Linked DNA regions of Homo sapiens: region 1 is linked to region 2. A link is an interaction called in ENCODE POLR2A ChIA-PET data of the cell type or tissue named here. Cell type or tissue: GM12878. All regions are shown on one strand. Links, peaks and the distances in the headings refer to the core of each region. The heading gives the core; the rest is flanking DNA.

Region 1 (5,384 bases), core at 263-5,262, 340 kb after region 2:
CTTTTTTTTTTTTTTTTTTGAGACAGAGTCTCACTCTGTTGCCCAGGCTGGAGTGCAGTGGTGCATCCCGGGTCACTGCAACCTCCGCCTCCCAGGTTCACGCCATTACCCTGGCTCAGCCTCCTGAGTAGATGGGATTATGGATGCACACCGCCAGGCCCTTCTAATTTTTTTGTATTTGTAGTAGAGGTGGGGTTTCACCACGTTGGCCAGGCTGGTCTTGAACTCCTGGTCTCAAGTGATCCACCCACCTCGGCCTCCCAGAGTGTTGAGATTACAGGCATGAGCTACTGCTCCCAGCCAGCCTTCTTATTAAGAGACTGGTTATTCTCCGTCTATCATACTCTTAAACTGGCAGCCCTCTCCACTCAGGCACACTCACCAACATGCCCTCCTCTTTTTCTGCCAGATGGATCACCTTTATTTTATTGCTTATGTAAGCCTCTGAATCCTTAATAATATTCAGAATGGATAACTAGTCTTCACCATTTACCACTCCCTGTTTTGCTCTTCACTTAATCTGCTTGAGCCTTTCTAGGTCCCATTCCCTGCAAAGCCCATTTCCTGATCACTAATCCACGGTGATTTATTTCCTTCCGAAGACTGTAACCTCATTTGGCATTGACTGGTACATTCTGGTCTCACCTACTGAAGCTGTGTCCTAGGGCTGAGACTGTTTTATACTATCAGACCAGTTAGCATACTTGTTTTTTAAACATTTTATTTATTTTTAAGAGATGGGGGTCTCACTGTGTTTCATATAGACTTATGCTTAGTGATAATTGAGGTGAATTTGCTGGCATTTACCACTTAAGTTGGATAGATTTTCTTTTTTGTGTGCTTTCTTTGCATAGAAGTATTGGTGGAACTAAGTAAACTGAATTCATGCTTTTAAAAAACACTTTTTTAGCTTCTTATTTTTAGATAGTTTGAAACATAGCAGAGAATTCTTGGAAACTCTTTCTAGAGTCACTCATTTGTAACATTTTGCCACATTTAATTTGTCATTCTCTATGTAAATAAATTTGTTTCCTGAACTGTTTGAGACTGAGTTGAAGACATCATTCTCCTTTACTTATGCTGGAGCATTTCTTTTCTAAGATCAAAGGAAAACTATAGCCACAGTATAGTTTTCAAATTAAAGAAACATTGATAGAGTACTTTACTTTGTATCTCATGTTTCATTATTTCTTCAATTTTTCCGATAAAAATTTCCTTCAATGTGTTTTTTATTCTCTAGTAAATGATTATGTATTACATTTACTTGCAATATAATTATGTAGCAATTATGTAATAAGGACTGTTCCTCAATTTGGATTTGCCTGATATTTACTCCTGAGAGATTTAGGTTATGCAGGCAATGTTGTGTTCTCGGAACACCACATCTGCAGGCCCATGATAGCCATGTGCCCTCATTGGCAATGTGTACTTTGATTCTCCCTCAAGTTAGGGTGTTGTCCTGTTTCTCCGCTATGTAATTACTGTTTCCCTTGCACTAATAATTCTTTACCAATGTACTGCTTCTCATAAAACTTTCCCCTCTATATTTAGCTAGATATACATTTATTTTTTTCATTGTTTCATATTTTAATTTTTTACTTAATTATGAGATCAGGTCTCACTGTGTTGCCCAGGCTGGACTTAATTAAACTCCTGGCCTCAAGTGATCAGCCTCTTGATTAGCTAGTATTATAGGCTTGAGCCACCATGCCTGGCTGCATTTTTTTTTTTTTTTTTTTTTTTTGAGATGGAGTCTCGCCTGGTTGCCCAGGCTGGAGTGCAGTGGCATGATCTGTAAACTCGCCTCCTTGGTTCAAGTGATTCTCCTGCCTCAGCCTCCCAAGTAGCTGGGATTACAGGTGTCTGTCACCACCCCTGGGTAATTTTTTGTATTTTTAGTAGAGATGGGATTTCAGCATGTTGGCCAGGCTGGTCTTGAACTCCTGACCTCAGGTGATCCACCTGCCTGGCCTCCCAAAGTGTTACAAGCGTGAGCCATTACACCTGGCTGCATTTTTTTTTTTTTTTTTTGACACCAAGTTTCACTCTTATTGCCCAGGCTGGAGGGCAATGGTGTGATCTTGGCCCACTGCAACCTCTGCCTCCTGGATTCAAGTGATTCTCCTGCCTCAGTCTCCCAAGTAGCTGGGATTACAGGCGCATGCCACCACGCCCGGCTACTTTTTGTATGTTTAGTAGAGACTGGATTTTGCCATGTTGGCCAGGCTGGTCTCGAACTCCTGACTTCAGGTGATCACCTGCCTTGGCCTCCCAAAGTGCTGGGATTACAGGCATGAGCCCCAGTGGCCGGCCACGCATTTTTTTTTTTTTTTTTAATAGTTGGTTCTTTCTATGTTGCCCAGGATGGCCTCGAACTCGGGCTCAAGTGATGCTTCTGTTTTAGCCTCCTAAATACTTTGGACTATGGGCATGCCTGTCTTAGATGCACATTTTTAAAAGTTTTTTGAAATTGTAAAAAAAAAAATAACAAAATGTATTTTAACCATTAAGGATACAGTTCAATAGTGTTAAGTACATTCACATTGTTGTGAAACAGATCTCCGGAAGTTTTTCATCTTGCAAAACTAAAATTCAATAGTTTTTAAACAACAGCTTCCCATTTCTGCTTCTCCACCTGCTGTCAACCATTCTACTTTCTGCTTCTGTGAATTTGACTACTTTAGATACTTTTCATGTAAGTGGATTCATACAATATCTTTTTATGATTGGCTTACTTAATGTCTTCAAGACTCATTCATGTTGTAGCATGTGCCATGATTTCCTTTTTTTTTGAGACAGAGTCTCACTCTATCACCCTGGCTGGAGTGCAGTGGCGTGATCTCTTCTCACTGCAACCTCTGCCTCCTGGGTTCACACAATTTTTGTGCCTCAGCTTCCCCAGTAGCTGGGATTACAGGCATGCACCACCATGCCCACTAATTTTTGTATTTTTAGTAGAGACAGGGTTTCACCATGTTGGCCAGGCTGGTCTTGAACTCCTGGCCTCAAGCAGTCTGCCTGCTTCAGGCTCCCAGAGTGCTGGGATTACAGGTGTGAGCCACCACACCCAGCCTATGATTTCATCCTTTTTAAGACTGAAACTATTATTTTGTATAATATATTTGTATATCTATATATCTCTATCTGTCTAGCTCATACTTTGTCCTTTCATATGTCAGTAGACACTTGGGTTGCTTCCACCTTCCACCTTTTTGGCTAATATCTCTTTGAGATCCTGCTTTCAATTCTTTTGGATATGTACCCAGAAGTGGGATTGCTGGATTGTATCGTAATTCCATTTTTAACTTTTTGTAAAATTTTCTTTTGCATTTAGCTATTTCATTTTTTCTCAGGTTAAACTTTGACATCGTAACCAGTCTCACAAAGAGATGAAATATGAACCACAATAAGCTTGCTTCAGTTTTACCTCTTCCGTGATTTAGTTTGCTGCTGTTTGTAAGGCAAGGTAGTTTCTAAAATCATTGGCTCAAAATAAAATGAATCTGGATATTATTGTTTTTTTCTTTTTCCTTTTTCTGTAGAGACACCATCTGGCTATGTTGACCAGGCTGGTCGTGAACTCCTGGCCTGAAGCTATCCTCCTGTCTTGGCCTCCCAAAGTGCAGGGATTATAGGCATGAGCCACCATTCCTGCTCCTGGCCTTTTTTTGTTTTGTTTTTGAGACAGGGTCTCTGTCACCCAGGCTGGAGTGCATTGGTCCAATCATGGCTCAAGCAATCCTCCCACCTCAAGCCTCCTAAGTAGCTGTGACTACAGGCATGTGCCACCACGCCTAGCTAATTTTTATTTATTTATTTTTATTATTATTTTTTGAGAATGAAGTCTCACTCTGTCTCCCAGGCTGGAGTGCGTGCAGTGGTGCGATATTTTGACTCACTGCAGCCACCGTCTCCCAGGCTTAAACCGTTCTCCTGCCTGAGCCTCCCCAGTAGCTGGGACTATAGGTGTGCGCCACCATGCCTTGCTCATTTTTGTATTTTTAGTAGAGATGGGGTTTCACCATGTTAGCCAGGCTGGTCTCGAACTCCTGACCTCAGGTGATCCGCCTGCCTTGGCCTCCCAAAGTGCTGCGATTACAGGCGTGAGCCACTGTGCCCAGCAACACAAAGTAACTGTTAAACCCTAGTGTTCTTCCCCCTTAAAATTTTGGCACTGGCCAGGTGCAGTGGCTCACGCCTGTAATCCTAATACTTTGGGAGGCCAAGGAGGGCAGATCAGTTGAGGCCAAGAGTTTGAGACCAGCCTGGCCAACATGGCGAAACTCCATCTCTACTAAAAATACAAAAATTAGCGGGGCGTGGTGGCACACACCCACTTGGGAGGCCAAGGCATGAGAATTGCTTGAACCTGGGAGGTGGAGGTTGCAGTGAGCTGAAATCAGGCCACTGCGCTCTAGCCTGGGCAGCAGAGTGAGACTCTGTTTCCAAAAAAAAAAAAAAAATTTTTTTTTTGGCACTTACTCCTAAATTATTAAGATATTTATTTTAAAAGAATTTTGGGGCCGACTGTGGTGGCTCACACCTCTAATCCCAGCACTATGGAAGGCAGGCCGATTGCTTGAGCCCAGGAGTTCAAGACTACTCTGGGCGACATAGGGAGACCACGTCTCTATTAAAAAGAAATTTTCTTTTTGAATAGTATTACAGATTCACAGAAAGTTTTATTTTCAAGGAATTGCAGATTTGCAGACAGTTGCAGTATTTTTAATTAAGCCGTAATACCTGAATCGTTTTAGTTTAGAATCTTTGGGTAGTGGTTAAAGACTGAAAGTGGATAAGGGTTAGGAGTCACTAATACGTTAACACATGCCTTTATGCTGCACAAATTGGGTAGGGTATCTTATTACTCAACTCTTGGGAGTATTTGTAGAAAGTTATTTTGGAAAACTTAAAGCAAGGGATACCAGTCAGCCTTTTCAGCCTTTCACCTAAACACTTGTTCAATAAAATCTTGGTGAGCATTCACATGAGACGTAAATGTCTTCCCTTAGAAAAAGCTAAAGCAAAGGTGCTTGCTAAAATATCAGATTCCAGTTCCACTATAGGAAAGTTTTATGATTTATGTTTTGGGCAGGACTTAGGAATTTCCACTGCAAACACTCCGAGGAGTTGTGATGTGTTTTTTCACAGACTGTACTTGAAGAATTAGGGTTTTGTTTTGTTTTGTTTTTCTTTTTGAGGTGGAGTCTCGCCCTGTCACCCAGGCTGGAGTGCTGGAGTGCAGTGGCGTGATCTCAGCTCACTGCAACCTCGGCCTCCTGAGTAACTGGGATTACAGGCGTGCACCACCACACCTGGCTGATTTTTGTATTTTTAGTAGAGACGGGGTTTCACCATGTTGGTCAGGCTAGGAGAAATTAGGG
Region 2 (5,384 bases), core at 330-5,329:
AGGTTAGAACAGGCCTGCAGTGGTGATGGAGCCAATCAAGGGCCACCAGGGGTAAACCCTACCCCTCTACTTTTCCCCCACACTTCCCTGTCCCCACAACTTGTAAGCACCTGCACATAGGGACCAAGCAGAGACTCAGGAAGCCTGTGGGCTGGAAAGCCACAAGTTGCTCAACTAGTACTTTAAAACCAAAAAAAGTTTAATATTTTGTAAAGTCCCACACAAATAACGCTGGTCTCTCACACCACACCCAAGGCCACATGGGAGTAGGCAGCCTTGTACATTCACACTCACCTTTCTCAAACAAGGCTTCCCTTTCTTGGGTGCTCATGATATTCATTTCATCTCATGGGTTTAAAATATTGGGGGCAGGGCAACCAAATAACTTCCCCAGTGGCTTACTTCCAGGAAAGTTGTTTCATTTTTGAAGAACCTTAGGAATTACCATAATAACAGCTAAGTTATGGTCCAGACACTATGGTAAGCAATTACCATGCATATAATAATTTGATCTTCAAAATAAGGATAAATAGCATTATTGTTCCTAATTTATAGACAAGGGAGCTGAAGCCAAAGAGGTTCAGTGATCTGCTGAAAGTTACAAAACTAGTAGAAGGCAGAGCAATGATTTAAATCCAGGTCTCTTGGACTCCAGGGTCTAAGCTGCTGGCTCTTCCTGGAGGTTGAATTGCCTCTCAAGAGATGGGGGTGTCAGCTGGGATTTTGGAGAATCTGCAGCTTTCCGTGCCCCTTCAAAGGCTGTAGGCACACAAAAAGGAGGATGTCCTGCTAAGTACTGTATCTCCTTCCAATAAGAATCAGTACTTCAGAGAGTCTTAGACCATTAGATCCCAAAGAATTACAGCGATTATCTCCTCCTACCTCTTCATTTTATAGATGAGGACAGCAAGGCTCAGGGAGGGCAAGCAACCAGTGCAGAACACACAGCTAGCAAGCAGTCCCTCGACTCCAGCCCAGGAAGCCATCCACTGTCTCCACAGGGGGAGACACTGTGTCCACTGGTATATAGGAGATGATTTTACTGGTACACAGACAAAACTTTAAATAGTGTTGATCTTAAAATTGGATCTGCTATTCGATCCAGCAATCCCACTACTGGGTATCCACCCAAAGGAAAAGAAGTCATTACATGAAAATGACACACGCACACTCATGTTTATAGCATCACAATTCACAATTACAAAAATATGGAACCAACCTAAATGCCCACCAACCAACGAGTGGATAAAGAAAACGTGGTATATATACCCCGTGGAATACTACTCAGCCACAAAAAGGAATGAAATCATGGCATTCGCGGCAACCCGGATGGAGTTGGAAACTATTATCCTAAGTGAAGTAACTCAGGAATGGAAAACCAAATATCGTATGTTCTCACTTTTAAGTGGGAGCTAAGCTATGAGGATGCAAAGGCATAAGAATGATATAATGGACTTTAGGGACTCCGGGGGAAAGGGTGAGAGGGATGAGGGACAAAAGACGGGACATTGGGTACAGTGTACACTGCTCTGGTGATGGGCGCACGGAAATCTCAGAAATCACCACTAAAGAGCTTATCCATGTAACCAAATACCACCTGTTCCCCAAAAACTATTGAAATTAAAAAATAAAAATAAAATAATGTTGGTCGACATCATGAGAAAACCATTCCCTTTTCACTTCTCTTTTAGCCTCTCTGATTACTTTAAGGATAATCTCAATTCAGTGCTAATATATCTTTAACAGCTTTCCTTAAATATTTCTTTAAGAAACTCTTTTAAGAGAGAAAATGGATCCTTGGTGGGAAACCGCATCAGTATCAGCAAGAACTTAGTACCATTGCTTTTTTTCTTTTCGTCTTGGTTACCCTCCGATTATGTCAAATGATGCAAGTTTTCCATTGACACATTAAAGTTTCCGTTTAAATATATGTATTCATGTTAAAGAAAAATTGAATTGATTTAAAGAAAAATATTAAACGAATACTGCTCACTGACTATAATATAAAAAAATTTTTAAAGCAGTATCAATGAAAATAAACATATTACTTCCTAATCACTTTGTAAGCAAATCACTCAGTAAGGAAACTAAAATTTTAAAGCATCTGACTGTACTCATGGTGGGTACACGTGACTAGAAATCTATCACACTAACATGAGGGTCAGCTCCACGCTCTGTGACTTCTTCGCTTCACTCTCCACCACAACCCCCTGTGCCACTCCGGGGACCTCAGGAAGAGTCTAACGGGGCAATTCCAGTTGAAGGGGAAACAGCCAAAGCCACCACGGAGGGGGACTGTCTGTGCGAGCTGATCGCAGCAGGGAATGTGGTATGCCGCCCCCTGGTGGGCAGTTTCGAAATTAGCCCGGCACCTTTGTCCTCTGGTGTAGATAGACAAGCCTAATACTTGTAAGACATACTTTCCTAAAAGGAGAAGGTTTCCTTTGCATTGTATGTAAGCGGACATGTAAGCATAGGCACACACTGCCTGTGGATATCACTTCAGGGTAGTACAGGAGGTGTTACGAAATGTTTCATACAGAAAGGGGCTTTTATGTCTGATAAGGCTGAGAACTACTGTCCTAGAGCAGCAAGACCCGCCGCTCCCTGCTTGACTTAACAGCCAGGTGAGGCCAGCTTCTATGGAGACCGCTTCGTGGTACCAAGTGTGCCTTCTAGCTGGATGTTGCAAAAGTTACTTAACCAATCAGAGCCCAAGTTTCCAACCATCAATAATGAATGCTCACGCATACCCACACCCCATGGCGTTTCTCTGAGAGTCCAAAGGACGATGCGTGTGAGGCACTTAGCACTGATCTGGCAGCCAGTAAGTACTTATCAATGTCAGGTGGCGGTGGTAACAGCGCCCTCCCTTCCACCAACCTCTCCACCCCAGTTTTATTAAAAGAGGTCTGATGTAAAAGAAAAAAACAAGAAAAAAGGAAAAAGCAAAAAACAATCAGGATTTTCGGACAAAACTTACCACATCCATCAAGCTGAGGAATCCTAAAGACATCGAACCCCAACGTACCACCCATCTCAGCTGAAAGATCATTTCCAAATTAGAGGAAGCTGCGACTGACTGAGAAGGCAGGAGGTGCCCTCTAGTGGCATGGTTACATTAGCTTGGGAGGAAAGGTAGTGCAGTTCATTTTCAAAGGGAAGGACAAAACCAATTGTTAAACTGAGGCAGGAGGCAGTGATGCTTCAAAGATGCAAGTGGGAATTTACTGTCTGCTCTGTGGACCATCGAAGATGCCTTCAGGATCTGGCCTTAGCCAACGGCAAGTGGCATGCTGAAAGTCAGATCAGCTGGTCAAGGGTGGAACTGGGAACTGAACCCAAAGGTGCTAACTACAAATCCAGAAATCTCACCCTTGACAGCAAACCTCTTGCTAGTGGGAGCTGTGGCTTGTGTCATTTTACATCCTTCAAAGCAGCAACCACAGGGTTTTGTATACATAGATACAGTATTCAATAAATTACTTGATGAAATATTCATGAAATGATCGTTTATGAAATAATGAATAATGCATTATTTCATTTGTTGCTCACAATAACTGTGACATAGCCTAGTTTACTGATAAGGAAATTAAGTCTCTGGTCAAGTAACTTGCCTAAGATCACAAAGCCAGGTTTCAAACCAAGCATACTAACTCCAGAGCCTCGGTGCTTATCCACTAGACATGCAGTTCTCAAACTGTTTGGTCTCAGGATTCCTTTACAGTCTGGGTTTTGTTGTTGCTGTTTGTGGAGATGGTGTTTTACTATGCTCAAGCAATCCTCCCACTTCAGCCTCCCAAAGCACTGGGATTATAGATGCAAGCCACCTTGCCTGGCTTCCTTTACACTCTTAAAGAAATTATTAAGGATGAAAAAGAGTTTTTGTTTATAAGGATTATACCTATCAATATTTACAGTTTTAGAAATTAAAGCTGAGGAATTTAAAATATATTTATTTAAACATTATCACAATAAAGCAATTAATTATAACATAATTAATATATTTTTATAAAAAGTAACTATTTTCCTAAACCAAAAAACACCCACATTTAGAAAATTAACATGACATTGTTTTACATTTCTGAAAATCTCTACTATCTGGCTTAAGACAGCTGATTTCTCACATCTACTTCTTCATTTGCTCTGCTATAATACCATACTTGGAGTAGCTTCTGGAAAACTCCACTGTACACTTGTGAAAGAATGGAAATTTAAAAGGCAAATAACATCCTGGCACTATTATTAAAATATATTTGATGTCATGTACCCCTAAAAGGTCTTGGGGACCCCTGGTATGTCTAGGCACCCTTTTGGAAGCACTGATGTACAATATGCTGTCCATAGGGCAAGTGAACAAAGGGCTCTGCCCTCCTGAGAGTCACATCTCCAGGGAGTTCATTCCACTTGTAATGTTCTTAGTAACTTCATAAACTCATTTCAACCTCTTTATTTTTTACATTCTTGCTCTTTTCCTGGAAATGGCATGTCCTTGAAGGCAACTCTTTCTTCCTCTGTGTTCCGGATGCAGCCAGCCATCAGGGCAATGATGAGTCCCAAAACAGAATCCTTCAAGCAATAAAGAGGGTCTCTGCTTTAATCCTAGATGCCTCTATATAAAGACCAAGGAGCATAAACTATTTGTATTAGTCTGTTCTCACACTGCTATGGAGAAATACCCAAAACTGGTTAATGTATAAACGAAAGAGGTTTAATTGACTCACAGTTCTGCAGGGCTGGGGAGACCTCAGGAAATTTACAATCATGAAGGAAGGGGAAGCAAACACATCCTTCTTCACGTGGTGGCAGCAAGGAGAAGTGCAGAGCGAAGGTGGGGAAAAGCCCCTTATAAAACCATCAGATCTTGTGAGAACTCACTATCATGAGAACAGCGTGGAGGTAACCACCCCCATGATTCAATTACCTCCCACCGGGCCCCTCCTACCATACGTGGGGATTATGGGAACTACAATTCAAGATGAGATTCTGGTAGGGACACAGCCAAACCATATCACTATTCATTCCTATTATTCCATTTCTAGGGAAAAGAACTTTCTAAAAATTCTCACTCAATTTCGCCTAGACTAAGAAGCCCAGTGTCAAGAAGTGATACTCCCAATTGTGTTTTATTAAAATATGTAAATGAGTCATGAATAGCAGTATCCTAAAAGACATCATATTTCACATCTAGAGTGGGGCTCCCCTGGCTGCCATCCCTCCCTGGTCACCAACCCTCATGTGGCCTTCCCATCAGCATCAGTGAAGAGGGGACCCCTGTTCCACCCCATTCCCCAGTACGACAGTAGGGGGATGGGATAGTGTCCTCTTGTATCCTCGCTGTTGCCTCCAGACCACACTCTCTCCCTCTACCCTCAAACTGCAGC

The links. Peaks named below come from ENCODE experiments on the same cell type or tissue, not always from the same donor. Only the 100,000 strongest peaks of a DNase experiment are listed, where the experiment ranks them.
Region 1: POLR2A ChIA-PET joins it to region 2 with 6 read pairs; 2 of 35 experiments call an interaction of 5 or more read pairs at or near these places.

Annotation. Positions count from the first base shown.
Region 1 is chr5:160,098,758-160,104,141 of GRCh38, reverse strand. All of the region lies in intron 1 of PWWP2A (PWWP domain containing 2A), which reads left to right. Among named protein-coding and RNA genes, the nearest start is that of PWWP2A, 18 kb to the left of the region's middle. In GM12878, for the core only: no CTCF peak of the experiment used is centred there; no DNase peak of the experiment used is centred there.
Region 2 is chr5:160,436,269-160,441,652 of GRCh38, reverse strand. No RefSeq gene overlaps it. Among named protein-coding and RNA genes, the nearest start is that of PTTG1, 17 kb to the right of the region's middle. RefSeq lists a silencer at 2,713-2,772 and an enhancer at 4,718-4,777. In GM12878, for the core only: CTCF peaks have their summits at 2,342 (motif pointing left) and 3,107 (motif pointing left); DNase peaks (open chromatin) are centred at 2,342 and 2,912; H3K4me3 peaks cover 1,972 bases; H3K27ac peaks cover 2,583 bases.